4 separate regions of the Mus musculus genome follow, and regions 1, 2 and 3 are each linked to region 4. A link is a loop called in an ENCODE intact Hi-C map of the cell type or tissue named here. Cell type or tissue: gastrocnemius. All regions are shown on one strand. Each heading gives the region's core, and the rest is flanking DNA. Links, peaks and the distances in the headings are about the cores only. Region 1 has its middle 160 kb from the start of Gm32461. Region 2 has its middle 67 kb from the start of Gm32357. Region 3 holds the start of Gm41484 (a long non-coding RNA gene). Region 4 has its middle 66 kb from the start of Gm32624.

The links. A loop is a pair of places that touch in the nucleus more often than their neighbours do. Peaks named below come from ENCODE experiments on the same cell type or tissue, not always from the same donor. Only the 100,000 strongest peaks of a DNase experiment are listed, where the experiment ranks them.
Region 1: a loop joins it to region 4, with 4 times the contacts of the local background. A loop is called at or near these places in 16 of 42 quality-filtered maps.
Region 2: a loop joins it to region 4, with 4 times the contacts of the local background. A loop is called at or near these places in 8 of 42 quality-filtered maps.
Region 3: a loop joins it to region 4, with 7 times the contacts of the local background. A loop is called at or near these places in 18 of 42 quality-filtered maps.

The regions. Positions count from the first base shown.
Region 1 is chr16:86,641,101-86,648,949 of GRCm38, reverse strand. No RefSeq gene overlaps it. Among named protein-coding and RNA genes, the nearest start is that of Gm32461, 160 kb to the left of the region's middle. In gastrocnemius, for the core only: a CTCF peak has its summit at 3,920; no DNase peak of the experiment used is centred there; H3K27ac peaks cover 708 bases.
Region 2 is chr16:86,299,189-86,307,037 of GRCm38, reverse strand. No RefSeq gene overlaps it. Among named protein-coding and RNA genes, the nearest start is that of Gm32357, 67 kb to the right of the region's middle. In gastrocnemius, for the core only: a CTCF peak has its summit at 4,346 (motif pointing right); no DNase peak of the experiment used is centred there.
Region 3 is chr16:87,243,036-87,250,884 of GRCm38, reverse strand. It overlaps Gm41484 (a long non-coding RNA gene), which reads left to right and starts at 4,192. Exons shown (of 3, transcript XR_876207.2): 1 at 4,192-5,311. In gastrocnemius, for the core only: CTCF peaks have their summits at 2,031 (motif pointing right) and 4,171 (motif pointing right); DNase peaks (open chromatin) are centred at 2,041, 4,185 and 5,299; H3K4me3 peaks cover 693 bases; H3K27ac peaks cover 1,519 bases.
Region 4 is chr16:86,878,813-86,886,661 of GRCm38, reverse strand. No RefSeq gene overlaps it. Among named protein-coding and RNA genes, the nearest start is that of Gm32624, 66 kb to the right of the region's middle. In gastrocnemius, for the core only: CTCF peaks have their summits at 3,950 (motif pointing right) and 4,859; a DNase peak (open chromatin) is centred at 3,943; H3K27ac peaks cover 2,063 bases.

The sequences.
Region 1 (7,849 bases), core at 1,939-5,938, 240 kb after region 4:
CAGAGTAACTCCTGGGAACCTAATACACGGAGTTCCCCCACAGCACAAGATGCGCTTTGATACACAGAAGAGTTTCCTTTCTCCACTTCGTATAGACATCACTAGATATTTTTAGAGACTTTGTTTTAATTATGTGTATTTACATGTTTGTGGGAGTAAGTTGGGTATGTGAATGCAGCACCCATTAAAGGCAGACGATGGTAAAGGATTTCCTGGAACATGACTTATAGGCAGTTGTGAGCTTCTTGACTTGGGTGCTGGGAACCAAACCCAAATCCTCTGAAAGCACAGTGCATTCTTAACTGCCAAGCAGTCTCTACAGTTCCTCCTCCTCATACAGCTAATGATAGCTCATCATGTCCAAGATCAAGTCCTCAATGTCAAACATGCTAAAGGTATACACTAGTTCAGGGCACTCTTCTCATCAGTGTGTGCAACACATTGGGATGTGTGTAATTTGGCTTTTATGAAATAATAGTTTTCATGAAACTCTAGTTTCAGTGTTATCAAAATTTACTCATTATTAAAATGCTAGAGATTTAAACTTTACTATATAACATATTTTAAATAAAGGTTTTATGGTTAACATAGTAGAGAAATGGAGCAGATACTAAAGTAAACTTTATAAGATACAGTATCAAGAAACAGAGAATAAGCAAAGAGGATAACAAAAACATTTTGCTTGGCTGGTATGACTAACAATTTATGACAGCTAATTTTTTTTTCTTTTTTTGAGACAGGGTTTCTCTGTAGCCCTGGCTGTCCTGGAACTCACTCTGTAGACCAGGCTGGCCTCGAACTCAGAAATCCACCTGCCTCTGCCTCCCAACTGCTGGGATTAAAGGAGTGCGCCACCACCGCCCAGCGACAGCTAATTTTAAAGATTAGGAAGCTACAAAGGTTGATGGCATTGCTCGCAGTTAGCTGCTACTGGATGCTTACAAATCTCTTCCTAGCTACTGAAGAGAATGAAGAGTTTTTACAAAGTAGCAATCAAAGAAAGGAAGAAGTGATAAAATTTTCAAGAAGCATAGAGACCAAGTCCACATTCTATAATTGCATAATTAGCTTAAATTTAAGATTACATTACACATTTCAACTAAGTGGATAATTCATTAATCGCAGATGTGTTTCACTCTTAGAGTAATCTGTATGCTTTTCAAGATTTTATTTATTTATTTATTTATTTATTTATTTATTTATTTGTGAGTGATGTGCGTTTAGCCTACATATGTGCCTCTGAAGGCAAGAAGAGGACACTGGATCATCTGAGACTGGAGTTACGGATAGTTGTTTATTAACTTGTAGGTGCTAGGGATTGAACTGAAGTCATCTGGAAGAGTAGCCAGAGTTCTTAACCACAAAGCCATCACTCCATCCCATCAGGGGAAAAAAAAAACCTGTCCTAAACCAGACAGCGCATGAAGGCTATGATTATTTCACCGTTTGAAATAAGGTTTAACCAAAGAGTTTACATGGAGTTAAAAAGTGACCAAGTATTTAAAATGAGTCAAACTGTGTGTGCTTTGTTCAGTTCAGGTCTGTTAAATATCAAGGGTGGACGTGCCAACCTTGCTTAAGATCAGCACTTAAATCGGTCAGCTATCTCATGCTGATAAATAACAGAGAGGCAGGCAGAGACTGCCTTTTAAAACTAAATAATCCCAAGAAGGCAAAAGTTGAGCCCTCCTGAATCGGATCCATGAACACCCATATGTGATTCCATCTGTTTGCCTGTCTATTCTTTTATGTTCAAACCTGCAGAAACACCAGATCCATTCCCATAAGTAATTTCAGTGACTAAAATATACATTATCGGGGTAAAAAAAAAAAAAAGCACCACACATGGAAGGCTAGGAGAGAGTCTATTTAAGTGGCAACCTCAAATGCCTTTACTATTTGTCTCTTTAGGGTGGAGAATCTTGGGTTAGGAACAAAGCCTGTTAGGCAGGGAGCTTAATAATCATCAACTTTCTCAAACCAAAGGACAAAACCACCACTGTAGTATTCTGATCTGTCAGCAGTCTCTCTTCTAGTTCATTCATCACGAGGTCCCTAGATTTAACAAGAACCCACTTCAAAGACCATGCATGGGAAACTCACCTCTTCAACAAAAGTCTTCTTTGAGCCTCTGCAGAGGGATTGCTTCTTTTACTCTTTATCCCAGAGGTGAATTTCATGTTTGCTGATACCATAATCTCTAGCAATAGACTTTGAAGTACTAAATAATTATTGTATATATGTTTCCCATTGCAAAGTTAACATGTTTCTAGTACTATCATAGTGTTGGTTTTTGTTTATAGTGAAAAAAACCCTGAATTTGAGAAACATAATGCATAATTTTGCTTATGTCACAGTAAAAAAGAATATTTAGGAATAACAGAACATTAAAAGATGGTGTTTAGGCATAGTGAGATGGTTCTTGCTGCCAAGACTGATAACTTGACTTTGATGCCAGGGGCTCACAGGGTGGGAAGAAGAGAGACCCAACTCAACAAGCTGTCCTCTGACCTCTTCGTGTGTGTTAAGGCATGTGCTCCACATACAATCACAAAGAAAATAAGGATAATAAATCACATGAACTTCCAAGCTCAGTTAGGGGACTGGAGAGATGGCTCAGAACTTATGAGCACTTAAACGCCTGCAGAGGACCCAGTTGGATTTGGTACCTAGCACCTATGCCAACTCTGACTCTAGAGGATCCAAGGTTCCCCTCTCCCCTCAAAGACTCCTGCAAACAGATAGTGTGTATATACATATATATATATATATATATATATATATATATATATATATATATATATATATATTCACTAGGTCACACATATTACATAAACAATGTTTTCAAAACTCTAGATAAAAACTCTGATGGAAAAATTCTAAAAAGTAGTGTTTATGATAATTTCCAGACTTCACAGAAAACACCTATGAGTGCTTTTCAGATTCTCTGCGGCATGTTGTGACGTATTTTCTCTGCTCTGGTTGTCACGTATTTTCTCTGTTGGCCTGCATCCATTTGTGAATACCCAGGGACAGTTTTTGATCTGAATACTTCTTTCTCTATTTCTAATTAGAATGACTCTTAATTTTACACATGCTAGGGTGGTTTTCATCACATGAAACTGAGGTAAATGACATTCTGTTTTATGGACGAAGGAACTAGAAGATGGTGTGATGGGCAGCCTCAGATCCCTCTGTAGGAACACAGGTTCAAGGGCAACAGCTTGTTTCCAGTCACTCATTCTCTGGGACCTTGTCTTTGACTGTTGGACTTCAGGTCCTTGCCTGCTTCTCCCAGCTCTGGTGTGCCAATCACTTGGACACAAGCATGTCATGTGCCACTTTGTATTGTCAGTCATGTAAGCTGACTCAAAGTTACTGGAAGCTCTTTCCAAATCTTATATCAGAGGATGAAAAACAAAGGGCATGCTTATGACTCAAAATCTAGAAATTGCTTGTTTATAACATTTTAGAAAGATCAAAACAGATGTACATAACACTTTTTTAAAAATCTAAAACAATAAAGCCAGTGATGTTATTGTGTGCATGCAGGTTATATAAAGCTTCTTTGTAGCCACAGAGGGTTTGTTGTGGCACAGAGTCGAAGAAACAGAACCAAAAGGATTTGTTCATTTTTGCATGTGATAATGATTACCAGAGTCACAGCCATCAGAAGTGAGTACTAACTACAGGCAAATAAAGTTTCACAAGCCCCAGTGAGCAGCGATTGCTTAACACAAAGACAGATTGCTGTGCTCTGACACATGGAGTGAGAAATATAAATGATCAAGAGTTCCCTCTTTCCAGACTTCAGAAGTGAGAGAGCTGTGTGTCACTCTTCCTTTTATGTTGAGACTGAGGACTCTCAACTAACATGGACTTTCTGGCACAAGATCATTTCCGTAAATATTCCAACTCCAACCACTAGATGTCATGCAGAGATCATAAAGTAAACCATCTTGGCTGCTTATTACATTAATCATGACCAGTTCTGTAACTTCAACATTTAAGGTAGTCTGGGGAAATGTCTGGTTGCTATTAAAGGTGCAGAACAGTAATGCTTTGTCTCATGTTATATTTGATGTTTGCAAACACTTTTGGCAAATATAAAAGACTCATCTTCAAGGTTACAAAAAGCTATTTCAAAAACATGAAAAATGCAGATTCTGGAGTTAAAACAATCTGAAAGTTTTCCAAATATAGAAATGTAGTATTATATGGTAAGAAACGGAATTCAAACAACTAGAATGAAGGTGTCCTAGAATTATTTTTAAAGATTTGGACCCAGGAAGCATTTGGATGAAAAATTGTGTTGGCCATGTGCTAAATGAGTAAATCTGGTATAACACTTAAGTTCTCTGAGTTAACTGTGAACAACTAAAATGGAGTGATTGTGAAAATTCAGTGAAGCACTGGACATAGGTCATTTGGAAGAGTTCTTGACATATTGTAGGTGTTCAGCCAATCATATTAATTGCTTCAATTATGCTTCCATCATGATGAAACTGCTGTATGACATAGTTATGGAAGTAGATTAGAAAACAGAATTTAGCAATGGAATGTGAACTTATAAACAAAATGAAATGTAAGGTTAGTCCTAAAAGATTGCTAGTTCTTCAGGAAGAAAGAAAATGAGACTCTAGACAAGGAGGATCTTTGAACATAACTTCAAAGGATAAAAAGGAAGTTTGACTCACTTGTTATGTGTTAGGAAGTGTTTGTTAAGCTGTGCTGCATACCAGATTCATCTAACCATATAGGGTATATTGCTTTTTAATATTACGTTGTAATTAGCTTACCAAGGGTCAGGTTTTCTTGTGGCTTTTTCTTGAGTCCAAAGTTTTGAAGCCATAGTTTACTATTGAAACTATAAGTTTATAAGTTTTGCATGGGGAAGCCCCAGAGAACCTCAGGACAATACCAGCAATGGCTACTGTTGTGGCTGATCACTGGAAACACATACTAACACCCTCTTGTTCTAGACATCACGTGCATTTGTCATAGGATATAGAGAACACAGGCTGGATCTGAGCTGGAAATTTCTTCCTCTTTGGCTAGCCCATCATAGTACCAAAGGATGCTATAAAGGCAGCTGGGGAAATTTCTATCTAAGCTAAAGAGCTTATAGTCTATAGTAGAAAAAACAAAACAAAACAAAACAAAACTGCTGTTGTTTTTGTGCTAAGTGGACATGATTTTCCCCTCCAAATATCATTCTAAATAATTATGTTTATTCCCAGAGATTAGTGCTGCCATCATCTTTGGATAAGGTGATGTATTTTCAGTGGGTAATGATTAGCAGCAAAGACCCATAACTGGCCAGAGTGCTGAAAATAAATGATGGTTAAAGGATTATTCATAACTGGGATGTCTATACCCACTCAGAGGCCCAATGAACATTGTGTAAGAGAGAAAGACTATACAGTAAAGACTATAAGAAGATGGATTTTATGCCATACTGGGTTTTATGCACAACAACTTTGTATTAACAAAACAATTTTGTGTGATCAAAATGTATTGCATACATTTGTGGAATTTACAATAAAATTGTAAACAAATAATATATTTTAATAAAATACAAGGAGAGAAGGCATGACTCTACTAACATTATGGTAGCGGATATAGTATTAAAACAACTATTAATGACCTATCATTATAATAGTAGATTAAGGCATTATTGAATCAACAATGGAGAAACTCCTAATTCTAGTAGAAGAAAATCAAGACAGAGACCCACAATGGTCAAAGTACAGAAGAAAAGAGAATTCAGAATGTCCATCTGTAAAGAGAACATATATCCATTACCTCTTCCAAAGGCTCAAGGCAACAGAGGATCTATTGGTAATTCTTAGTTGCTGGGAAAGGTTAGGCCAGTTTTCTCTATAAGTATAACCCACTGACAAATTGACCACTCTCCAATGGAAGACCGAACATCCAAGAATTTTCGGGTATCAAGTTGGCCTTGATGGTAAACAAGGAGGTGCCAAATAAGGTGGAAAGGGAGGGGGAATCATTTGGGGGAAAATAGTTATGATCACAACACATTGAATGAAGGAAGCTCTCGAAGTTTAACCAATGTGAAGTAAGGTCCCTGGTGGATTCCAAGCTCATCGATTGAAGGGGTGTTTTGCTGTATGGATGATATAAGTTCATAGAGTTCATTCTAAGAAAATTGGCATTTTTTTCTCCATGCAATAGTGATCTGGAAGGGCTACATCTTTAGAAACGTCATGTAGTTAGATACATATTTTTATCAAAGTTCCTTTGCTTTTCTTGTTCAGGTTGTATTTGAAAAGTTGATCATTCTTGAGGAGCTACTTAATTGATCACAATAATATGCTAGGGTATTGGGAAGAGGAATTGATCACAATAGCATGCTAGGGTATGGGAAGAGGAATCAGAAGTTGGCTTTGACACTGTGCTTTCTAGAAATATCAGAAGTTATACCTATGAAGACCAATATGTCTGTCTGAACATGAACTGATATATATGCTAGCAACACTAATAAGCATGCTAACATAAGGAGAGGGAAGCTCATAAGGCTTCACTCTACAAAAATAGACAACTAAACACGCTAAGTGAAGAAACACACACATACATACACACACACACATGCACTGCTCATAATTTTCTGGATAATGAAATCATAATTTCCCATCTTTATACAACCTTTGCTTACATCAAAAAAGGTTTTCTAAAGTCAAGTTACAAAGGGAAAGGTATTTTTTTCCAAACACAGCACTACTATACTTAAGTAATTGATTTTGGAATAATCAAGTTTGGTTCTACTTTTCTGAATATTGAATTTTTATGATTTAATAATTTTAAAACACCAATATAAGAAGTAACCTTGAGATTACAGTCTAGAAAACAAGTTGAACACATCAAGACTATTTAATAATTCATGAAGACATGGCATACTGCAGGTTGGCAGGTAGAAAGAAGCTTACTGTGTAGCATACAGGTTGGCACAAGGACTTGTTTGAAGTATGGAGTCTGGTAGAACACTAATATTTCCTCAGTTCAGGAGGGTGTTGAGCCCTCATTTGAAAGACACCTTACAAGTCCTAAACATATCTAATGTTTTTTATAACTTATTAAATTTACTACATTATTTTATAAACTTGTTTATAATTACCACATTGGTCATACATTTCATAGAATTATTTTTTATCAAATGCACATACTTGAATTTTTGATGATTGTAAAAAGGATTCATGTGACTGAGATTGGGACATAAAGAATATAAGGCCGATTTTGATTGTTAGAGAGAGCCCAGCTTGATTTCAAATGTGAATGTTCCAACTATACAATCTCATTGTTTATTATCAGACTACTGCTTTATTCAAAATCATGTCTGTAGTGCTTGTTTGATATTACCAATGATAAATAAGCTATTTGATGTTTTTCTCTTTTCAAGTGTGCATGTGTGTGTGTGTGCGTGTGTTGTGATTCTACATGCATGTGTGTATGTAGTATGTGTCTGTGTTTATGTTTGTATGTATGTTTTAATTTCAAGTGGTCTAGAAGAAGGTGTCAGTCATGAAGGCATGCCATTCCTTGTGGGAGTTTTCTTTTTTTGTTTTTCACGAATTCATCATCTTTTTAATTAGGTATTTTCTTATTTTACATTTCAAATGCTATCCCAAAAGTCCCCCATACCCTTCTCCCCTACTCCCCTACCCACCCACTCCCACTTCTTGGCCCTGGCATTCCCCTGTACTGGTGCATATAAAGTTTGCAAGACCAAGGGGCCTTTCTTCCCAAAGATGGCCGACTAGGCCATCTTCTGCTACGTATGAAGCTAAAGACACAAGCTCCGAGGGTACTGGTTAGTTCATATTGTTGT
Region 2 (7,849 bases), core at 2,023-6,022, 580 kb after region 4:
TGCAAATTGCTCCTTCTAATTCGTTGAAGAATTGAGTTGGGATTTTGATGGGGATTGCATTGAATCTGTAGATTGCTTTTGGCAAGATAGCCATTTTTACAATGTTGATCCTGCCAATCCATGAGCATGGGAGATCTTTCCATCTTCTGAGATCTTCTTTAATTTCTTTCTTCAGAGACTTGAAGTTTTTATCATACAGATCTTTCACTTCCTTAGTTAGAGTCACGCCAAGATATTTTATATTATTTGTAACTATTGAGAAGGGTGTTGTTTCCATAATTTCTTTCTCAGCCTGTTTATTCGTTGTGTAGAGAAAGGCCATTGTTCTCCTCCTCTTATTGTGAAAACTCTGGTATTGTTTTACCATTTCTAAAATTAGGTAGAACCTAGGAACTTCTCAGAGGATAACTATTTTGAGATAAGGGGTAGAAGGGTGTATACCTTTTCATGGCCTCAGCCACAGACATTTCTGCATTATAAAGTGATCCTTACTCTCTCAATAATGTTGAATATTCTCACTCTATCCTTCTTGACCTAATTACGGTCTGATGATCTGACAGCTCAGCTAACTTGTTTTTAATCATCATATACCTAAAATACAGAACTGTAAAGCCCAATTAATATTACTATTTATGTGCTTCACATGAAAAGCTGAAAGTACTTTTTAAAAAATTACAGCATATTTTCATATTTTCTTCATACGCTACACCGTGATCCTATTTTCCCACCTTCAGCTTCTTTCAGATCCTCTTCACCTCCCCACTCACACAGCTTTACATTCTTCCTCTCTCCATCCTTGTCTCTCAAAAATCAAAACGAATAAAACCAATAAGACAAATAATAACAGACCAAAACAATTCAATACAAAGAAAAAAGTCCAAAGAGAAACCGAGAGGCCATCTTGAGTTGGTCAGTCACTCCTGGGCTTTGTGTATGGTTCCTGTACCCAGTGACAGTTCATTGAAAAACTAATTTCCCTTTACCCAGCAGGGATTAGTTGCAAATGAAAGAGTTAAATTCTTAATCAGAAATGACATATAGGTCTAGAGGTTTTAGCTTTAAATCAACACATACTGTTCCTTCACTTCTGAACATCAAAAACACTATCCTGTATTTGTCATTATCCACAGGTAACATCCATTAACATTTAACTATTAGATCAAACGTTTCTTTACTAAGAAGGCATTCTCTAACTCTTTAAGATGTCTCAGTCTTTGCAGTTATGTAATTTGTATCTTCACAGGACTACTATGAGGGCAGTTCCACAGTTTAATTGATCTAGTTATAGTTATGTAAATAGATTCTATCTAGTCAAGGCTGATTTTTGATGTTTAGTATTCTTTGCAACAACTATAACTTGACTGGCACAAATGAAACATTTAATAAAATGAACAGAGTAGCAATGTGTGAAGAATGTGCCATATAAGTTAGGTAATGTATAGTTTAATATCAAATACTAATTGATTATGATGACTTTGTTTTTAAACACTGTGGCACAGATACATGATTTTATCTTCCTTCAATTATACTTGAATATTAGGCTGATCTGATATATAACAGAAACCTCATTCCAAAGATTATCAATAAATATAACATTAAAAGTCCAGCACCCTCCAAATAAAGTTGCTTTGTTTCTAGTCACAAAAGAAAAAAAGACAAAATTCAAAAAAAATTCTTTTTGATGTCTAAAAAAGTATTCTAAATGTTTTCTGTTGATAATAGTGTAAAAATGTTTCTCTCTTTTATGAATAGTTTAACTATGTTTAGAGAAGTACACAACAGCATCATTAAACTTTTTTTCTAATATAATCTCATTTTTTTTATTTTTTATTATTGGGTATTTATTTCATTTACATTTCCAATGCTATCCCAAAAGTCCCCCACACCCCCCCCCCCACTGCCCCATCCACCCACTACCACCTCTTGGCCCTGGCGTTCCCCTGTACTGAGGCATATAAAGTTTGCACGACCAATGGGCCTCTCTTTCCACTGATGGCCGACCAGGCCATCTTCTGATACATATGCAACTAGAGACACGAGCTCCAAGGAGGGGGGTAGGGGGGTGGTGGTGGTACTGGTTAGTTCATATTGTTGTTCCACCTATAGGGTTGCAGATCCGCCCAGCTCCCTGGGTATTTCCTCCTTATACCCATATCTTTTACACAACTGATTTAAGAGGATTTCTATGTCCATGATGCAGAAAATAACACTGCCCAAAGCTAGACCCCTGGAAATCAGTAGATAATTGTAGTTGAGCCATGAAAGAAAGAGAACTGTAATTTCACAGATTTCAAAGAATGAATAGTCTTAGTTTGTGAATTTGTTTTCTTCTGGGGCAGATTATGTTTACTTTGTTTATTTTTATTGTTTTTTTTTTTTAATTAAAGTTTAAGAATATGTCATTTCCAGTGCCAGGCTTGGTGGCACACGCCTTTAATCCCAGCACTCGGGAGGCAGAGGCAGGCAGATTTCTGAGTTTGAGGCCAGCCTAGTCTACAAAGTGAGCTCCAGGACAGCGAGGGCTGCACAGAGAAACCACATCTCAAAAAACAAAAACAAAAACAAACAAACAAACAAAAAAAGATGTCATTTCCTCCCATATTGTCTCCTTACTCAGTCTCCAATAATTAATTCTATATCCTCCCAACTTAACGATAAAAATTAAACATAGTATCCTAGCATCCAAACATTACTTGCATGCCATAAATTTCTACCATTTGTCTAGACAGGTTGAAATTAAAGGCAGTTGAGGGCCACCTGTCTTGAATGCTGAACATCCAACTCAAGTCCTCAGCAAGAACAGTCTGCAGTCTCTCCAGTCTGGCTACAAATTAGATTCCTTCCTTCCCACCAAATGATACATGCTCACATCTTCTTTGTTCCACTTCCTGCTCTTTTTCATGGTAGAGCAGAAGATGTGAATGAACAGCAACTGCGACATAGCCTGAATTCCTTGGTCTTGAGACTTTGTTAAATTCCTTCATGCTTGTGACCTCAATCTGACTCAGATTCTTAGGACACAGAGAGAATGCAGTATGTGCAGTATCTTGCTAAAATGACTCCTCATCTGTGGACTGGAAAACACAGTCCCTTGTGACCCTTTGAAAACCCAGGAGTACAGGACACCAGAACACTGCCATCAGTAACAACTAAGCCGTGCTCATCAGAGATCATAGAGACTGAAGCAGCAGCCACCCACGGATCCTGCATGGGTCTGCGCCATATCCTCTGCATACATGCTGTAGTTATTTACCTTGAGTTTTGTTGGACTCCTAGCAATGGCAGTGGGCAGTGCCATTGACTCTTTTGCCACACCGTAGGACTTCATCTAGCCTTGAAGGAGGGCATATCCCTAGTATTATTGAATCTTATTGTACCAAGTTTGATACCACAGGGAGGCCTGTTCTTCTCTGAAGGGAAATGGAGGAACACTGGGTCTGGGGGAGAGGAGAGGTGATATGGGATCTGAGAGGACGGGATGGAGAGGAGACTTAAATACCTACATATTGGATTAGACAGAATGAATAAATGAATGAATGCATGAATGAATGAATAGAGAAAGTAGGAATCAAGATATCACTTTCTATTTTTCTTTTGGCATTTTGCTCTCCTGTACTCTAACATCCAAACTTATTGTTCCCAATTACCTGAATTAATTACTTTCCTTACTATTGTGACAAAATATTCATCAAAATAAACTTAAAGAAATAAGGATATCGTCCATCATAGTGGGATCATATGCGGGTAGGCTATGAGGCAACTCATTATATTGCATTGCATTAACCAGGCAACAGATACCTACAGATACAACAGTACTAAACCTCGTTATTTAACAGAATTATTCTCCAGTAACCAGAAACATATCCAGGTAACCTACATTGTGAGGTTCTTAAAGTATAGAAAGTAGATAGGTATTCAGGAAATGGCCTCTCTGGCTTTTGTAGATGGCATAGTAATGTTAAAGAATCCTAGGAAGCAGACAGAGAGGGCCCATTCAACAGGAACCCACATGTGAAACAGACATGGGAAAATTAGTCCACTGCGTTGGCCGAATGGAATGTAGCAGATAGTTAACATATAACTACACTCTCCACTTTGTGCCAAGGAAACAGTTCTGAGATGTACAAGACCTTCTGAAGGTAATGTGGGTTTGAGTAGCCTAGGATGGTTTTAGAGATTCTGATAGGATTAAACATCAAACCGAATACAAAAAACTTAAAAGTGCTGTGCCAAGATAGATAATATGATGTGAGGAGCTGAATTACTCCCCCTTATATTCTATAAATTGAAGCTATAATACTCATTGCAGAGGTTAATCCTAAAGGATTAGTGTCATTATAATAAAAGACACTAGAGGGCTCTGCTTCCATCCCCATGAGAAGACATACTGAGAACACCACCAGAAAAACAGGAGTTGAGTTGAATGCCATTTAACTTGGACTTCTGGACTGCACATATTTGGGCCAGTGCATTCATGTTATCTAAGACCCTGGTCCTTTGTATCTTATTGTGAACATCTGAGCTTGTGTAGACAGAGTGAATGATATCTGGTGAGAGAGAGAGAGAGAGAGAGAGAGAGAGAGAGAGAGAGAGAGAGAGAGAGAGAGAACATGAATATAATTCATCAGTTAAATGAGCCACCTCAAGGGAAGAAATGTAATTCTATCCAGAGGAGCATCATCATTTGGAAATAATGGAATGGAGGAGGCTGTAGGGAAGGATGGAAGGAAGGTAGGCTGTAGAACTTAATCGAGGCTGTAGAATTTTATAAGTCTCCAATAAAGCTATGGTATGCGTGGTCTTCAAGTAAAGGGAAGGACTGAGCCTCCAGCAACAACAGCTTAAACACTTAGCACTCCCACCTCAGGAACAGGGTGGAGATGGCTGGGAGGGATGGACACCAAGCCAAAGAAAACTATTCTTTTGCCTCAAGACTCTAGTATTTACTATTAATATTGGAACGAGCAAAGTTTGACTGCATTTTGTATGTGATAATGTATGAAAATGAGTCTATGAGTAATGCAATGGAATGGACAGAGTCTCATGTCTGAAAAAAAATTGTAGATGGTAGCTCTTTATCCAAAGCTTTATTTAAAGGAAGTATGAATTAGGGTTCAAAGACATCATGTGCTTAGAGCTTTGATCTTATAAGGCCGATGTTCCTAAAAGAAGAAAACCTGGTTACTCTCTGTGAGCTTGTGAGAACAAACAGAATGCAGTTATCTGTAATTCAGGAAAAAGGACTCACTTGAAGAGGACTCATATCCTCTATTTTGGAATTACTGTAAGCAAATACATTTAAGAAACCTTATTTATAGTATTTCTTATGGAGGCTCCAGTGATCTAACAAATGAGACTAAATAGTCTCATTTTAAAAATGCTTTGAACTAACTGTCTCTTACTAAATTACTCTAATCCCAATTGTATAAAAATAATTTTGTTAAGATTAGAGATATTATGTCAGGTCATATTTGCACAACCAATTTTTTGAGCGAAGAATTTCAATATGATATAGGAGTTCTGCAGATCAGCTGTGATTATTCACAGAAATTCAAGGGAAACAACTAGTCCTAAGCAATGAAATTGTCCACATCACTTTCTTATAAAATGAAATTCTTGATTTTCACACTCCCTGGACATTATCTTTCCACCTGGACAGATAATGCCATTACAGCCTGGGTAATGGTGTGATTCCATACTGAAATCTCTAGAGTACAACTTACAGTAGAAGTCACTGATAAGCATGTTATAAAGTAGGTTTGCAGTCTTCATCAGCACATTTCTTTTCTTAAATACTTTACACAATTAAGAAAGTAATACCTTCCTGAAATCCCGGAGTTGTCCAGAGCACTTACTGTGTAGGTAGCCAATGATTTTCCAAAAGCATGTTTTAAATTTTTTATGGTTATTATTAGAAAAGTAAATCTTACATTGCTCAGAAAAAAAAAACCAAATTACTTCACAATTAACAACCCAATATTGCTGCTCACACACTTACACTAGTGAGTGTGAAAGGCAACACAGATAGGGACTATTTGGACTGCACCTCAACTTTTCTCCACCAACTGTCATGGATTATATTTGGTGTGTGTGTGTGTGTGTGTGTGTGTGTGTGTGTGTGTGTGTGTGTATTGTGTATGTGCACGCTCACACATGTATTTACAAGCTTACTATTAATAACTATATAACTGTATAATTGTTGCATTGGGCATTAATCTTTTGTGGTATTTCCTTTGTGGATTTCCCCTCTTTCATACTTCTTTGATTAAAATATGTGAAGAAAATAAAAGCATAAATAATATTCAAGTTTCCTACATTGTAACAAAATCCTTCTTTCTTGATATTTTGTGCCTCAATTCTATAAAAGGAAAGCTACTAACACTGTTCAAATGAAGCAACATTGTATCTCTAGTATTATACTATCTTACAAAAGGGTAGTAATTTTAACATAATTTACTAGTAATACAAATTACAATGTCTAAAATTAAGTTTAAAAATGGAAGCACTGAAAATTTTAATTTGCTTCTGATTCTCACTCCTCTTTCAAGGATCATTCATTTAAAAAGCATATAAAACTAAGACTTTTCTTTCCATAATAATACAGTAAGCCATGTTCTACATTTAATAAATATTTTGCTGGTAGCTGGGTGGTGCCGAGCACACAAAAGAGTCCTGTTGAACTCCGTGGAGTTGAGTCAGGTCTTCTAGAAGCATTGTATTTGTATCACTTCTTTTGTCCTTGTGAGACAGATACTGATCAGCAACATTCACCCCACCAGTGCTGACTTATCTGCCAAGGACATGCCAAGCTGAGCACGAAATCATTTCCATTTAATTAGCTAATATTTTGGTTGTTTTTTTTTTTTGTTTTGTTTTTGTTTTTTGTTTTTTTGTTTGTTTGTTTTTTTTTTCTTTTTGGTTCTTTTGAGACAGGGTTTCTCTGTGTAGCCCTGGCTGTCCTGGAACTCACTTTGTAGATCAGGCTGGCCTCGAACTCAGAAATCCGCCTGCGTCTGCCTCCCGAGTGCTGGGATTAAAGGCGTGCACCACCAAGCCCAGCCTAATATTTTGAACTAAAGACATTAATATATCATCACTTCACACTCAATTCTAAAACCAAGAGCTTAGTGAGGGAGTCATGTTTTAGATTTCTAGCAATACTTGTTTTAGAGTAACTATTTCTCTCATTGTCAGTCACACACAGCTCATATAACTTTCATTTCCCCAATTACCAACAGAGAAATCAGAGTGCCAAGTCCATTTTGAGATTTTTTTGTCTTTTATTATTTATTGGAAGGTTAAGTGCAGGCCCTTAAGACTTGGAGTCTGCACATAGGCCCTGTGACCCTATACCCAAGTTAATTTTGATTGGTAAATAAAGATGCAAACAACCAACAGCTAGGCAGAAGAGCTATAGGTGGGATGGAATTTTTGTGACCAGAGATTGTAAAAAATTACTAGGGGTTATCAATAGGAAAGTAGATTCCAACAACATAAAGGATAGGCAGCTGCCAAGCTGTTGTGCTGCTTAAGGTATATTGTAAGTAAAATGTCTGTGAATTTGTTTTTCTTCCAGGAACTCAATAACCAAATATGGGGTAGAAGCCATACATATGCACTCACTGATAAGGGGATATTAGCCCAGAAACTTAGAATACCCAAGATACAATTTGCAAAACACAAGAAAATCAAGAAAAAGGAAGACCATGTGGATACTTCATTCCTCCTTAGAATAGGAAACAAAATACCCATGGAAGGAATTACAAAGACAAAGTTTGGAGCTAAGACTAAATGATGGACTATCCAGAGACTGCCCCACCCAGAGGTCCATCCCATAATCAGCCACCAA
Region 3 (7,849 bases), core at 1,975-5,974, 360 kb before region 4:
AGCACTTTGAAATACTTTTTTCCCCCACTTAGTTATTTTTCTTCTGTGCAAGTTTGTGTAGCTCAGAACACAGCTCTTAGAAGTTGCTCTCTCCCCTGCCTTATGGGGTTCAGGGCCTGAACTCAGGTCACGAGGTTTCAACACGGCATCTTTATACTCGGAACCACCTCCATTCGCCAAGCCTAGCAGCTTTTCTTGGACGTACTCAGGGTGTCAGAATGCTTACCGCCCCGCATCGTACTTTCTTGTTATCGGCTAACTTACTCGAAAGAGAGGATTAGCCCAGTGCCAAGAATCACTGACTGTGAAGTCAGGTGTCACAAGGCCTTGCTAGATGTGTGGCTATAAACCAGGTGACCTCCAAAGACCTCAGTTTCTTCCCCTGTAAAGTAAATAGGAGTTATGGAGGCAATTCTTAAAATGTGTAAATGTATCAGCAGCGACACGATACACTGAACCCCACCCCCATCAAAAGCTCCACGTGAATGCCAGCTCCACTCGGTGTAGGGTGTAGGACGAGTATGTTCTTCCCATGACCATTTAGAGGAATTATGTAGGTATGCCATCTAAAGCTTTTATAAGCTTTAGATATTATTATACATGTATCTACAATACAGATGTGGTCTTAGTTGCTTTCATCCCCATATCTTGATTGAGTTACGTAGAAAACATGGACTTAGTGAAAATCAGTAAGCTAAGTGCCACTCTCCTCAGTTGCCTGTTACCAGGTAACCCTAGCAGGGTAATGGTTTCTGAAGTGCCCTTACCTCGAGCTTCCTGAAGGTGGCAGTGGAGCGCCAACATTGGAAAAAAACAATCTGCTGTTCTTGAAAGGCAGCTAGGATAAGAAAGTTACCGACGGGCTTAAAATTCCTTTCCTTATTATTCTTGCTGAGAAGATGTGGATCGTGATAGGGTGGGCACCTGATCAAATACAAATGATATCTGATGGAATAGTAAAACGTTCTGCTGTTATTATTCTTTAAGACCTCAGATAGAAGAGCAACTCCACAGCAGTTGGAGCGAAGTGGAACTGGCAATGAGGTGACAAAGAGGACAGGCAGCAGGGAGAACAGGGTGACCTCTTAGTGTGTCAGAAGCACCGCCAGAAATTCAGGGTGGAGGTCTCTGAGAGGGGGCAGGTCAGGGTCTCCCTGCCCTCGTGCATGTTTCGAAGGGTAAAATTTTCGGAAGTAAAGATGCATGAATGCTAGAGTCTATCCTGTCCACACCTACAAATCTTCGTGTCTGCTAAGGGGTTGAGCGCATAGCACTAACGGAAAGATCTAACCCAATCACAAAAGAAGTCACTTGATATGCACTCATTGATAAGTGGATATTAGTCCAGAAACCTAGAATACCCAAGAAACAACTTCCAAAACACAAGTAAATCAAGAAGGAAGACCAACGCGTGGATACTTCATTCCTCCCTAGAATATGGAATAAAGTATCCATGGAAGGAGTTGCAGAGACAAGGTTTGGAGCTAAGACGAGAGACTGCCCCACCTGGGGTCCATCCCATAATCAGCGACCAAACGCAGACACTATTGCATACGCCAGCAAGATTTTGCTGAAAGGACCCTGATATAGCTGTCTCCTGTGAGGCTTTGCCAGTGCTTGGCAAATACAGAAGTGGATGCTCGTAGTCAGCTATTGGATGGAACACAGGGCTCTCAATGGAGGAGCTAGAGAAAGTACCCAAGAGCTGAAGGGATCTGCAACCCAATAGGTGGGACAACAATATGAACTAACCAGTACCCCCAGAGCTTGTGTCTCTAGCTGCATATGTAGCAGAAGGTGGCCTAGTTGGCCATCATTGGTCTAGCAAACTTTATATGCCCCAGTACAGGGGAACGCCAGGGCCAAGAAGTGGGAGTGTGTGGGTAGGGGAGCAGGGCGGGGGGAGGGTGTAGGGGGACTTTCGGGATAGCATTTGAGATGTAAATGAAGAAAATACCTAATAAAAAAATTAAAAAAAAAAAAGAATATAGTTAAGTCTCTAGATAAATAGAGATACTTCACACTGGCCACCAGATGGCAACATTGCACTGTAAAATGCTTGCAGTTGAATTCATCTTGTAAAACTTTTTTTCCCACTTTGAGACAAGATTTCTCTGTGTATCCCTGGCTATCCTGGAAATTACTGGGTACTTCAAGATGGTCTTGAACTCAGCAGTCCACCTCTGCCACCCAAGTGCTGGGATTAAAGGCATGCATTACCACCACCATGAGGCTTCACCTTATAAGCTCTTAAGAAGTACTAAAATCATGCTTACTCCCCTCCCACGCGTGGGGATCATGCTTAAAGGAGCCATGAGTCTGTGCTTGAACCGCCTCATTAATGAAGAACACATTTTGCCAGCAGTGGCTGATTAAGTTAACACTCCAGTTCCTTGAGGCCAACTTGAACATTTAAACTTTGAATTATTCATACTGTGAACGAAATTATCAGTGAACGAAAACAACTAATCAGAGTGTGAATGGAAGTAAAATATTCTCATTGTTAGAGTGTATCAGCTGTTATAAAGTTGCAAGACAATTTTTTTTAAGTGTTTGGTTCATAATTTAGTTTCTTCAGCTTGCAGTCTAGGAGATAGTCTACAAGCAGCAGTGAGGTAGAAACAGGGTCCTGCTTCAAAGTTAGCCTCAGTTATATAACAAAGTTGAGACCAACTTGGGTTGCAGAGACCTTATCTCAACAAAACAAAACAAACAAAACAAAGAAAAACAATATGTATACATTTTATGTTCAATCTGTCTAAGATTGCTTTCGGGTACATAATACATGTGAGGTAGATGAGTTTTGAAGGTTATTGTAAAATAATATCTGTAAACACCCAGCACAAGCCTCACACATGGGAAGGATTATAATATACAGAGGCTGTTGCTCAGTGTATTAAGAAATAATGAATTCACACAAAAATCCTCTACTGGCGCAGGCAGGAAAGGCTGAGGGATGCATGTTCAGAGCGCAGAGCCCCACTTTTAGGCGTGTGGGGAGGACTTGAGAAATGACTCTAGGTAGCTCACTGCCCAGAAAGCCCTCGGCGATGGGCTGTTAACAGTGTCCAGTAACTGAGGGGCAGCCCTTGGTCCTGGGAAGGCTCGATGCCCCAACGTAGGGGAATTCTAGGGAGGGTAGGCGGGAGTGGGTGGGTGGCTGGGTAGGGGAGCGCCCTCATAGAAGCAGGGGTAGGGGGAGATGAGATAGGGGGTTTTTAGAGGGGAAACCGGGAAGGGGGCTATCATTTGAAATGTAAATAAATAAAATATCCAATTAAAAAAACAAAACAAAACAGTGTCCAGTAACAGCTCGCATGTCTGGTGCAGTCGTGAAGGAATGCATTGGGAGAGTGTCTACTGGCGTTGACTTATTGACTCATTCTTCGATCACTTCAGAACTACAGGGCATTCTGTGTCCTTGGTGACCCTGTCAAAGCACCATTCACACGCTACAGAAACGATACAGGAAAAAGATGCTCGTTCTTACAGGGATTGTCCACCCTCTGCGTCATGAGACTCATCTGTTCACCTCCCTTACTGCCCTCCTCCATGTCCGCCCCTCCCCTCTGGTCCTCTTTCTGTCCTAAGCCTGTTTTGGTCTTCTTTCTTATCGAGTGCAACTTCCCTCCCCCCACCCCCATCTCATAATCCCTCGTCTGGATTCCTGACACACTGGAGCGAATATCTGACCTCGATGAAGTCTCTCAGTAGACACCGTTAGATTCCAGCTACCATCAATCAGCCTTCTCTTCCTTTTTTCCTCCCCGTTTCTGTGTTTTTCTTTCCTGGGATCCTGAGGTCTTATGTCTTATCCATGTTCTGTTAAATTTGGGTACAAACAACAGACAGAGGTGTCTTACCCAATTTCTTATTTCTTTTTGTGTCCTCCCCACCCTGGCCCAATTACTGTGTTGAATTCTCATTCTACAGAACTGTAAAATGCAAATGCGTTTTAAAGCGGCACTGTTGTGTTTCTAGAAGACACAGCACATCGACCCCTCCTAGTATTCACTGCCACTGTTTGGGGCCAGAGATACGACTCTGACCACAGGGAACATTTTGGTCTAAACCTTTCTTTTCCTGTCGTGCTAGGGAAGTTTTTCTTCCACTGTGGGACAGGCACACTTCTCTAGAGGTCACCGAGGTGCCAGAGGGCGGCTCAACCGCTAGAAGCTGCAGAGGGCAGTATAACACCACACATGAGCGTGTAGGAGCACACCCAGTGTGTCATCATCTGCTTTTTCTTTCTTAGTGGGTAAGTTACTGGAACATTAAAAAAAAAATGATTATTTACGGTGAAAACTTGGAGAAGCGATCGCGCCTGGGTTTTCCAGTTCCCTCCTCCGACTGTGCTACAAAGTACCAGGCTGCAGCCTCCCTAGGAGGAGGCCCTCGGCACACACGTCGCAGCTCCGGCTACCAGCTCGAGCCGAATCCCAGTGTCAGAGTAACACAGAATTTGAAATCCAACCTCCGAGATGTTCTTAACCTCCTTTCAAGTTTCTGAAGATATGTTTACCAAATGTCGGCGAGGGAACAATGGTTCTCAGAACTTACAGCAAGGAGTGACGGGACAGAGACTCATCCTGACCGAGGCGTGGATGGCGCCACTCCACACCAGATAGGAGGAAAGAGTTCAAGACAGGACCTTTGAGGAACTTGATAATTGCTGTTTTCAGCAAAATGTAACTTTAAACCAAAGGACGGCAGACTTCCTGGACAGGTCCAGACACTAAATCTTTCAGGTTTTATGAACTTCATGGTCTCTGTCGTAGCTACCCAGCTCCTGTACCCTGAAAGAGCACCCATTGGCAACACACACACACACACACACACACACACACACACACACACACACACACACAGAGTACGATCCCTTGAACCAACCTACAAATACAGGTAGCTCATTTCATAGTTTGCTGGAGTCTGCTTCAACGGAGCCTGATTTTCCATTTTGCCATAGTAGAATTGAACCTTTTCAAAGATCAGTTTCTTCTTTTGTATTTTTAACAAGTTAATCTTTTTGCCTTCTGTCCGTCTCAGACACGACTTCGTGATGCTCTGTTCCCTTTTCTTTGTTTTTAAAGAGATAAAATGTTGAGTTGGGCTGAAACAGGAAACCCTATCCTGAGGTTGCCATTGGAGATAGGTCTAGTCATCTTTTTGGCTTAGGCCTGCTTCATTTTGTCTTATTTTGTCTCATGTGGTTCATCTGGCTTGAGTTCAACCTTAGGAACAAGGCTTGAGACTTGGAGTTGTGCTCACTTTGGAACTGAACCAGCAATGGAGAGGAGCCGATGCTGGCCAGGTAACATAAAAAAGTGTGTGCTTGTTGCACAAACAAGCCGGCATAGGAGCAAAGCAAATCCATCTGTTGTCGCGCTAGGGGTAAAGTGTAGGTACCTTTTAAAACCGTGACCTGTATCTAACAAAACACAGTTAAGGATTCTCAGAAAAGTGATGTGTTAATAGTCAGGTCTTGTAGGAGGTAATTACAGATGGTGTTCACCGATAGCTACTTGCCAATGTTTAATCCTAGGCTGGTAACAGTCCAGGTTTGAACAATGATGCTGAGTGAGTAAACCTGACCATGAAGATCAAAGAAAAGAGATCCCAGGCTCTCTCTCTCTCTCTCCCTCTCTCTCCCTCTCTCTCTCTCTCTCTCTCTCTCTCTCTCTCTCTCTCTCTCTCTCTCTCTCCCTCTGCCATTGTTGTGTTCTAAGCGTTCTATGAGCCGGTGCTTGCCCAAGTGGACACCCACGGAGGCCAGAGACTGATGTCTGGATGTCTTCCCAAATTATTATTATTACTTTTTAACTTTGAAAAAGACTTCAGTTTTAGTTTATGCTCATGCGTATGTGTGTGGGTGTGCATGTGTAGATATCATAAGACGTCGCTTGGTATCTTGAAGTTGGAGTTGTAGGAGATTGTGACTCTTCATGGATGCGAGGAATTAAGCTCAAGTCCTTGGCAAGAGCAGATGGAAATCTCAGCGGTCTCCTTGCCTCCCCTACCTTAGTTTTTGAGGCAGGGTTTCTCATTCAATCTGTTCCTCAACTTCAAGTTGATTGGCTGTCCATCAAGCCCTCAGGATCCGCCCACTTCTGCCCCTCATGTTGGCATCACAGGAAGTTGCAGCCATGTCAATCGTCCAGTGTGATCCGAATGCTTGTGAGGTGGGCCCTTCACTCACTGACCCTGTGTAGCTTTGGATAAAGATGTTGTTTGAGAGAGATCAACTTGCTAGACTCTTTTCAGCCCATCAGACTCTGGACGAATGAAGCAGCTCTTCTCCAGTTTTATCCTACCCCACCAAATAAACTTCACTTGACAGATTTGGTCTCCCTTGGATTCTAAGCTTATCTATTTGCCAGACATTGTAGGGTGAATCTGAGATTGGTGAAGTGGATTGTTCTCACAAATCTCTTCAAACTTCAATCGGGAGTTGAATTTACACAGATTTACCTATGAATTACCTACATTATTTACACGCAAACTATAATAATACCCAACTATAAAATACTATAAAAATGGGCATGAGTCAGTGATTGGTGCTCAGGTCTTGACTAATGATCGTTGGAATCTCTGCTTTGTGGAAAATAAAGTCTCTCTGGAGCTGGACCTGCACTTTGTTTTCAATTTTCTTGCTAGCTTAGAAGTCTTACTGTGTGGCTTGGGCTGCAGAAAGAGAAGCAGATGGAGAAAGTTGCCTTATGGGACAGCTTCGGGGAATGTGGTTGCAGGGATAGAGGTAGGCTTTATGTAGGGGAATTTCCATGTGAACGTACTGGAAAAAGGAACTGACATGGGAAACAGACACAGGGTCCTTGGGAACTGTCCTGTCTGTGGAAAGCTTGTCTTAAATCCAGGACAGAACAGGGGAGTGTTCTTGAGAATTTGCTCAAGGTGTTGGGGTAAGGGACCTGTTTAATTATTGGTTTGAACGTGATGGAAAGAGGAAGGCACACCCTCCAGCTGACACAAAATGGGCTTTGTGTGTGTGTGTGTGTGTGCAGGTATGTGTGTGTGCGTGTGTGTGTGTGTGCTTCACAGAAGTCTTCTGAGAAACACTCCTCATTTCGGTCCATGTTTGGAAAAACTTGGGAGTCTATTTTAATACCCAGACTTTCATATGGCATACCCAGACTTCTTTCAGAGGGGGATCCTGCTGTTGGGCTGGGTGCACACTGGCCACGTCTAGTCACTGAGTGCTTAAAATGTATCAGTTACAGCTGAGAAACCAAGTTCTTTACTTTGCAGAAGTTTACATAGAAAGTTCTCCTCCCGTTATCTCATTAGCATAGAAAGTTCTAGTTAAATAGCTCCAGAAGGTGCCTGCTTGCTAATTTCCTTCTTCCTTCCTTCCTTCCTTCCTTCCTTCCTTCCTTCCTTCCTTCCTTCCTTCTTTCTTCTTTCTTTCTTTCTTTCTTTCTTTCTTTCTTTCTTTCTTTCTCTCTCTCTCTCTCTCTCTCTCTCTCTCTCTTTCTTTCTTTCTTTCTTTCTTTCTTTCTTTCTTTCTTTCTTTCTTCTCTTTGCTTCCTTTATTTCTCTCTTTCTCTCTCTCCCTTCCTTCTTTCCTTGATTCCCTCCTTCCTTCTTTTTGTCCTTTCTTCCTTCCCTTTTTCCTTCTATACCTCTCTCCCTTCCTCCCACAGTCTTTGTCTGTCTGTCTTAAGACAGGATCTCATTACATAGACTTTGCTGACTTGGACCTTGCTACACAGATTGGGCTGGCCTCCAGCTTATGGAGATCCACCAAGTTCACTTCTTGGCTGCTGAGAATGTATTCCTTTAGTTAGGATTCATTCTGTTTTTATCTATACCATTCTATACTTGGTTTCTTCTA
Region 4 (7,849 bases), core at 2,030-6,029:
AAAAATTTAAAAAGGAAAAGCTGAAGAACAAACCCGCAAGCAATTATTGGCTAATTATGGTGGTAACTGGCCAGGGAGTGAATGCGCCTTAAAAACAGTTTGTCTCATTGTGTGGAATTAATTGTAAACAATTTCTAACCAAACACTGATGTTTGACTAAGGGTTAAAGGGCTAATCAGAACCAAAGTGAGGGCATGAGTAACATCCCATGCCCTCTGACTTATGGGGCTTTTTGTTGATGGGAAGAACTCTGGTTGCTTTATCCTGTGATAGACCTCTTTAAAAAGATGTTCGACACCTCAGGGCCCCATCTGAAAGTCTTTCAGGTCTTTCTCCCCCCCCCCCCCCATGTTGGCTTGTGTTTCATGTATTGTGTTCGACATGATTTCTGCTCTCTTCCTAGATGGATCTCTTATGATGTAGTAGATGGCTACGCTGTCTCAGATCTCTCTCACTGGGGCCATCAATTTGAAGCCATATGGCAGAGTCTGCTTTCTGTTAGACCTCTTCTTGGTCATTTTATATTCCAGCTTTTAATGAGCAAAATCCAAGATTCTGCTCAGCAGTGAACCTCACTACATTCCTGTGGATACAACCCAACAAAACCTTATTTATTGTTGTTGCTTTTTAAGCGATATTGCACGACTATGGCTCAATCTAGGTTCATAATCAAATAGGAATTGAAACCTCAGACCTCAAATAAAATAAAAAAAAAAATTATTTCCCAAGAAAGCTAGGTAAAGCTAGTGTCTTAGGCAATTCCAAGCTACTGTGATTGTTAACACTTCTTATTTACATGTAATGATAAGAATCTCTCTAAAATGAATTTTTTTAAACATGCGGTGTTAAGAATCTCACTAAAGGGAAAGAAATCTGGGACATTTTTTCCTGTATTTTAATCACTTTCTTAGACAGTTGAAATTTGTATAAAACATACTTTTCCTAGTTATTTACCATGAGACACAGGTGGTTGATAGTTGACAGTGGTCACTGTAAATTAAGTTCCTTTAAGTAAAGGAATAGTAAAAAAGTTAATAGAAAGGATCTCACTAAAATATTCTAAACATTAGAAGACTTTAGAGGAATAGGATATAAGAGACACTTGAATTTATTTTTTGTTATTTCTCTTATTATTTAAGATTACAATTATACCATTTGCCTATCCCTTTAATCTCTTTGAACCTTCTTATACCTTACTTGTTTTCAAATTTACAGCCTCTTTCTCATTAATTATACCCGTGAACAGCCTGTTCAATCTGTATAATGTTACTTGCATGTCCGTTTTCAGGGCTGACAACGTGGTACTGAATAACCAGTTGGTGTGCTCTTGCCTGGGGAAGAATGTTTCTTCCAATTCTTAGCATCTCTTAGCTTCCTATAGTTTTTGTGTAGGGTTGAGGCCTCCTGCCCAACCCTTTCTCTCCAATGCTGTGTATATTAGCATCTTTATTGTTGTTCTCACTGAAAACACACAAATAACATTTTGGTAAATTTGAAATAATACATCTGGGTACAGTTTAGAATAAATTTGTAATCTTTTTGAAAGTTTGATTTCTGATTTTAGATCATTTTTCCCCCTACATTCCAAATGTCTGTCTAGTAGGACGAACATCAACAATTCAAAGTATCCCTTCAAACTCCTCATTTTGAATACTGCAGGCAGGCTGACGTTACCAAGAAGAGACTTAACTCACAGTGCTCGACGTGCCAACACACACGTCTAATGTAAGCTGGGCATTGGTAGAGGAATTTATGGGTTTGCATCAGGAGTGTGCTCAACAGTAGAAGCCATATTTGAAACCAGGCAAAAGACTCAAGGGTCTAGTGAATGCATTCAAATCAACCCAATCTGCCAGGAGCCATCCTCATTTTTTGAGTGTGATGACCTTGGTGACCCTTGAGCCTCCCTCTTAATCTCATTGCGTGTTTCAGCAGTACACTGTGGTCTAACTTTCCACAAAACAGTCCTGTTAACAAATTCAATTTTATCCAAGGTTAACAACCATGGCAAGCCATGATAACATATAATATGCATAATGGATAGGAAAATACCCAGATGCTGCTGGTCATTTTCAGCAGTCAGAATTAGCCTCAGGAGTACTATTTTATAACCACTACAGTTTCCACTGGTATGGATTTCAAAATCGTTTTCTATTTTATATATTTACATTTTCATTACCATAATTCTATTATGGTATTTGTAGATAAGAAAGTATTTTTATATGAGAAATTTTGTGTTTAAAATTTCTAAAGGGATATCTAACATTTCTAAATTCTCTTCTCAAAGGTTATGAAGCAATGCAGTTAATTTCGCTGTCAATAATATAAAGCAAGACTGCGTTTATAAAGCTTTAAAAGTCATGGGATTCACTGTCATCTTCTGAGCACTGAGGGAAATTTACCGATTTCTCAGAGAAGGGTGGACTTGGCTGGGTAATGTGCTGGCAATGTCCACAAGAAAAACTCTGTATGCTTTAGTCTGTTATTGTGATTTCTAAGCAAATCTGGTGTTGCCGCTGGTGGTGCTTTGTTTTCATTGGTCAAGAACCATGAAGTGGAAGGAAGTATGGCTTTCCAAAGTTATATCAGTTCCTACAGCTCTTCCTCTCAGACGGGAATATCAGATGGGCAAGACTAGAACAATGCAGCCTAACGTCCATGCCAGCTCTGCCTGTTAGCCTCCTCTCTGGCAAGGACTTGCACAGGTACAGGGGTCCTGACGTCAGACATGTTTGCTAAGGGAAGGATCGATGGGTCACAGTCAGCCTGGAAACCCGTGCATGTTATTTTAGCTGAGGCTCCCATTAGCAGTTCATCTTTGTATAGATGTGCTGGCAAAGCCTGTCTTATAGGAGGCTGACTATAGGATCAAAGTCTAAAAACAAGAGTAGATTGATTTCAGATAAAAGAAATGATGATAACAGAGACCCAATTCTCCATCTGCAGATGATCAGCTTGCAGCCAGGCAGAAGCATCCATCAGTGGGCGGTGCCTGGCCTGAAAACCAGCCTATCACTGCCTATGATTTCAAATGCAAAGCCAAGACCAGTTCTCAGCCAAAAGATTACTTCAGATTCCTTCAGTCACAGAAGTTACGGGATGACTGGACATACTCCCATAATACCTGGTGTTGCTTCTATAGCTGAGATAATTTTGTAGATTCAGTTCTGGGTGATGAAGTAGTGTGATACTTGGTCTCTCCACTGAGATTCAGGACACATTTATTTCTCCAGAGTGAGGAATTCTCTTTGATGTACTTGGCGTTTTGAGGATGCTGAAAGTTCATGCTGGGTTGGCAGATTAGCACTGGGTCACTCCTGTGCTCTTTCTAATATTCATGATTGTTCTTACATTGCGTAGATTTTGAGAATAGCTAAGTACTAAGGTCATCTTTTGGATATTTATGTACAATAGTGAAATCCTCTCAGCAACTTGGCCTGATATTTAACAGTCATAATGCTGAGAATTCTTTTGATGTAATGTAATGAATTAAAGGATTTTGAAAGTGTTGATGGCTTTAAGATTTTTTTTCTAAATTCAAGCACCCCAAGTTTTGAAGCATTGACTGACTATATTGGATTAATACACTAAGACTTAGAGAAAAATGTTATGGCTCTAACATTTGAAAATTCCATGTAGTTTCTAGTGATAAAGTGTTATTCTCTTGCCTTCATCTGTTGCTTTCTCTGACTTCCAATTTTTGCTCGAAACTTTAAAAGTATCATCTCAGAGTAAAAGTCCGAGGGGAGCAGGTTAAGTCATGCACACCCTGGCAGCTTCAAGAATGTCATGCGTTCTGGGTTTAACAGCTGCTTCGTGAGACCCACAGCCTAAAGTTCTCCCTCCTACATTCTACTGCAAAAGCCTGAAGGCTAGTTTCAGAACATTTCTGAATTCCTCACTCCAACTAGCATGCTACAGAAACTGAGGGACTCTTTTCGGACACAAGATGGCAGTAGCACACCGTTCACATTGATCATTTCCTCAGAGGGATTGTAGTCACACAAATCAGTTATTTTGTGGTAAGTTAAAAGTCCCCCTGAAAGAGGAGGGAAAAGGCCCTTTAAGATTATGACTAGTACCGTAACCACCTTTTCCCTACAACCCCAACTGTCATATCTATACATTTCTGATGTAGTCCTTCAATGACTTTCAAGAACAGAATGAAATACAAAAAGTTCAGGAGTCTCCGTATCAAGGAAAGAAATGCCTAAGAAAGCAAGGTCAACCATTATGAAGATGCCCTGCATCAATAGCCTTGAGACTACATACTGTGTTCTCACAATAAAGTAGGTTTGAGAGGCTATTTATTGATGTTCAACTTGATTTACAACAATCCTTTGTTATCATTGGGTTTTTGTATTATTTTCTTTTCTTTTATGGAATTTTGGAGTTTTGCTTTTTCTAGTTTTCTGAGTTCAAAACACACCACACCACACACACACACACACACACACACACACACACACACACAAGTTGTTCACCACTTACACAAAAGAAGTATTTAAAATATAAGCTTGTTTTTCTTTGTTTATATTTCATTAAAAAAGTATACAATATGTATACTTTCATGTATCAATTAGTCATTCAGTTAAGAATATGTAAGAAAACATTTTTTTTTTTACAGAATCACATATGGTTTCAATTAAAGTTTTGTTATTTGTCTTTCAAAATCTTAGTAAAAATAATGAGAATTGAATCCGTACTCTGGCATAAGAATATATTGAGTTACAAATATCTGTGATAGGTTCATGAAAACTTGGAAACAATAATACAGGCAGAGGAGTCCAGGATGATTCTAGAATTCTGATTCAGAATTAAGACTTCCCTGTTGGCAGAAAATTTCCCGTGGTTTCCCAGAAGCACAAAACTGCCTTGACAGTACGGAACGCAAGGTGGCAGAATGACTTTTCAAAACCTTTTAACTCAGGGTGCTCAAAATTTAGAAAAGTTACTAAAAAGTAGCTAGCATGTACTAATAAGAATTGGGGAAATCCTACATGTTCTCTAAATTTTACGACAATTTCAAGTGTTAGGAAGCAAAGAATGCATATTAAGAAAACCCTACTATGCCAGTTTTTACCACAATTAAAAAATATAGAAGTTTTAGTGACTATTTTTATTGTTACTATATATTTTATAAATTACTAATCGTCTTTTAATGAACCTGTCTTGTGATTTAGCAGTGAATCTGCTTGTTAAGAAAAGTTTTGAAATTGCTTTAACATTTAAATTTCTAACAGACATCATTTGGAGCACTACTTCATTTGAGCTTTTATGTGAAGGCTAAACTATGTTAACATCAGCTTTCCTAAAATAAAATAAATATCTATAATAAAACATAGTACCTATGGCCAGGGGAAAATATCATTGTGAAGGCTGAATACTAACATTGACAGTATATAAAAATATGTAAGCTGAGGTCCGTTTTCATTATTTTTGTAAGCACGACACAAGAATGTTTACCTAAGTTTATCTGAAAGTGTTAGGGTAATAAAAGTTTTTATGAAGCCCTGCCACATATAAAATATTTACTTGTTTGAAATTGTAAAGCTTGTCAGAAAAGGTATCTAGAGACTAGTAAAACTTGGAAAAAAATAACTCGTGCTGTTGAATGGCTGTAAACAACTGTCATTCATCTTCCATTGTGAATACTTACAAAAAGACAAATATCCAGTAGCTGACCAAAAGACTTCGATACTATTAACATGACTACTGCATTTCTGACAAAGTATCTGACAAAATCTCCAGAGCCAGTCACAAGAAACCTCCTTTCAAGATATTTGTGGGATAGTCCAGGTGACTCCCAAAATAATGGAGGCAGTTGGTGTTGCCCTGGGATGCATCCCAGAGGTTGAAGTTACAGAAGGCAGCATCCCTAGGCTATGGGACCCAGATGCTTCTAACTGCATGTAACCTGATGTCCTTCTTCCTGTGGATGAGTTTCCTTAGCATAAGAAAGTCCTATGCAACTTACCAAGGGAGGGAAGGAATTAGTAGCCCTATCCAGCTCTGATACCTATGAACCATAAACTGAACCACCATGTCAAGCTATCCCTAAAGATACAGCATTGGCACGCATGTCTTGGTGGTAACCAACTTCTGTTAAGTTAGATTTAGAATATATAGTGCCTGGTACCGAAAATCTAGGGAACTATCCAGGTCATGGATCCTGGAAGAAAGCCTACTGCTACCATATTACTAGCCAGGTATAATTTCTAACTTTTTTTCTAAAGCCTATCCTTATGCCCACAAATATCTGTAGCTCTCATCCTCCCTGTGAGAGACAGTTCTGCAGTAGATGGAGACCATTATAGAAAGACACACCTAGTCATCATGCCATGACATCATGTCATCAACAGATCATTAGGAGACAAGTGCCAAACAGATACATTTACAATATCGCCCCTGAAGCCGAAGCACAGGGAACATCACAGAAGATGAGGGAGAAAAAATAGTAAGAGCGAGAGAACCCGGATGTCTGCTTCGCGATTATGACTCCTCCTTAGAATCCACAGAAAAGTTACACCCATGAGAACTCAACAATATAGCTGTTTAACAAAACTCAAACAAACAAAGTCCCAACAGACATGCTAATAAAGAAGTAGAAAAATCTCAGGATGTTCCACTCTTGCATGAACAACGACAGACAGCTTGTAAGTAAGAGAGTGAGAATTAGCCTCTCGCTGTGCTATAGGTTCTAACTGGTTATCCAAGACAATGAAGGCAGGCTGAAGTCACACACTCTGACAAACTCCATGGGTTGTTTAGGTCCGTGTATAAGTTAGGAATGGGAGGAATCAAAATGGAGGAAATCGTTTTAGTTATATCTTAATTAAGACTATTGAAATGAAAACAAACACAAACAAAACCCAAAAGGAGCACTCTTAAGTTCTTAATTCTAAAAGTACTGAGAGTTGATATCTTTGAGGTTAGCAAAGTCTACTGGAAGGACAAGAGGCCAGGGTCTTGGAATAAGATTCAATTTCAGTCACAGTAATCAACAGACATGTAGATATAGTTTATATAACTCCTGGGAACATTCAGCTCTTTAAGTCTCCCCCCGCCCCACCCCACAATATATGTTTTATTTCATTGCCTGTAATAGTAGCTTAAAGTTCCCTAAGTAGCTGTGTTCCTCTCCCAAAGTTACTGTCCATGGAGAGGTGATATTTTAGCTTGGTAAGATGATACTGTCTCCTGGGTTCCCAGTTGAGAGTTTCAGATGTTTCTGTAAGTTCTTACTGCGGTGAGATGAGGCTATCTGTTTACCAACCTTCATTCATAAATACCTTCAAGTCCTCATGGAAAGATCAATTTCATTTTAAGTTCTTAGATCTTTATACTTTTACAGAGATACTGGGCTTGTTAGAACATGTTAGTAACCAGATAAAGTAAAGTAAACATGAGATAGATTTAGCCTTTTTAATGCATAGTTTATATCGGTAAGGATATTCGGAGTATCAGAAACATAGAATTAAATAGTTCAGTTTATGACATATTACAGAGAAGTGTTAAGTGGCATTTTATTTTGTTCTTTATAAGAAAAGATACTTTCTGCTCATGTAAATGTAAAACAACTTCCTGTCTTGCTATGTTGAGTAGTAGCTTTGGAGGTCTTCCTAGCAAGTCAGAATTTATTGAGAACTTACCACATGCAATGCAATGTCCTATTTATTTACCTGCCCTGTGTTGTCTTCATAATAGCTTTATAATGTAGAAGTTCTATCAAGAAATCCCCCAAATGTGTTCTTTACGTGACAGACTTTAACTACAGCCTGTTGACATTTCTTTCTTCTTTTCTCAAGGAAACTAGCTATTTAAAATCCATTGGAATATCTTCATTGAT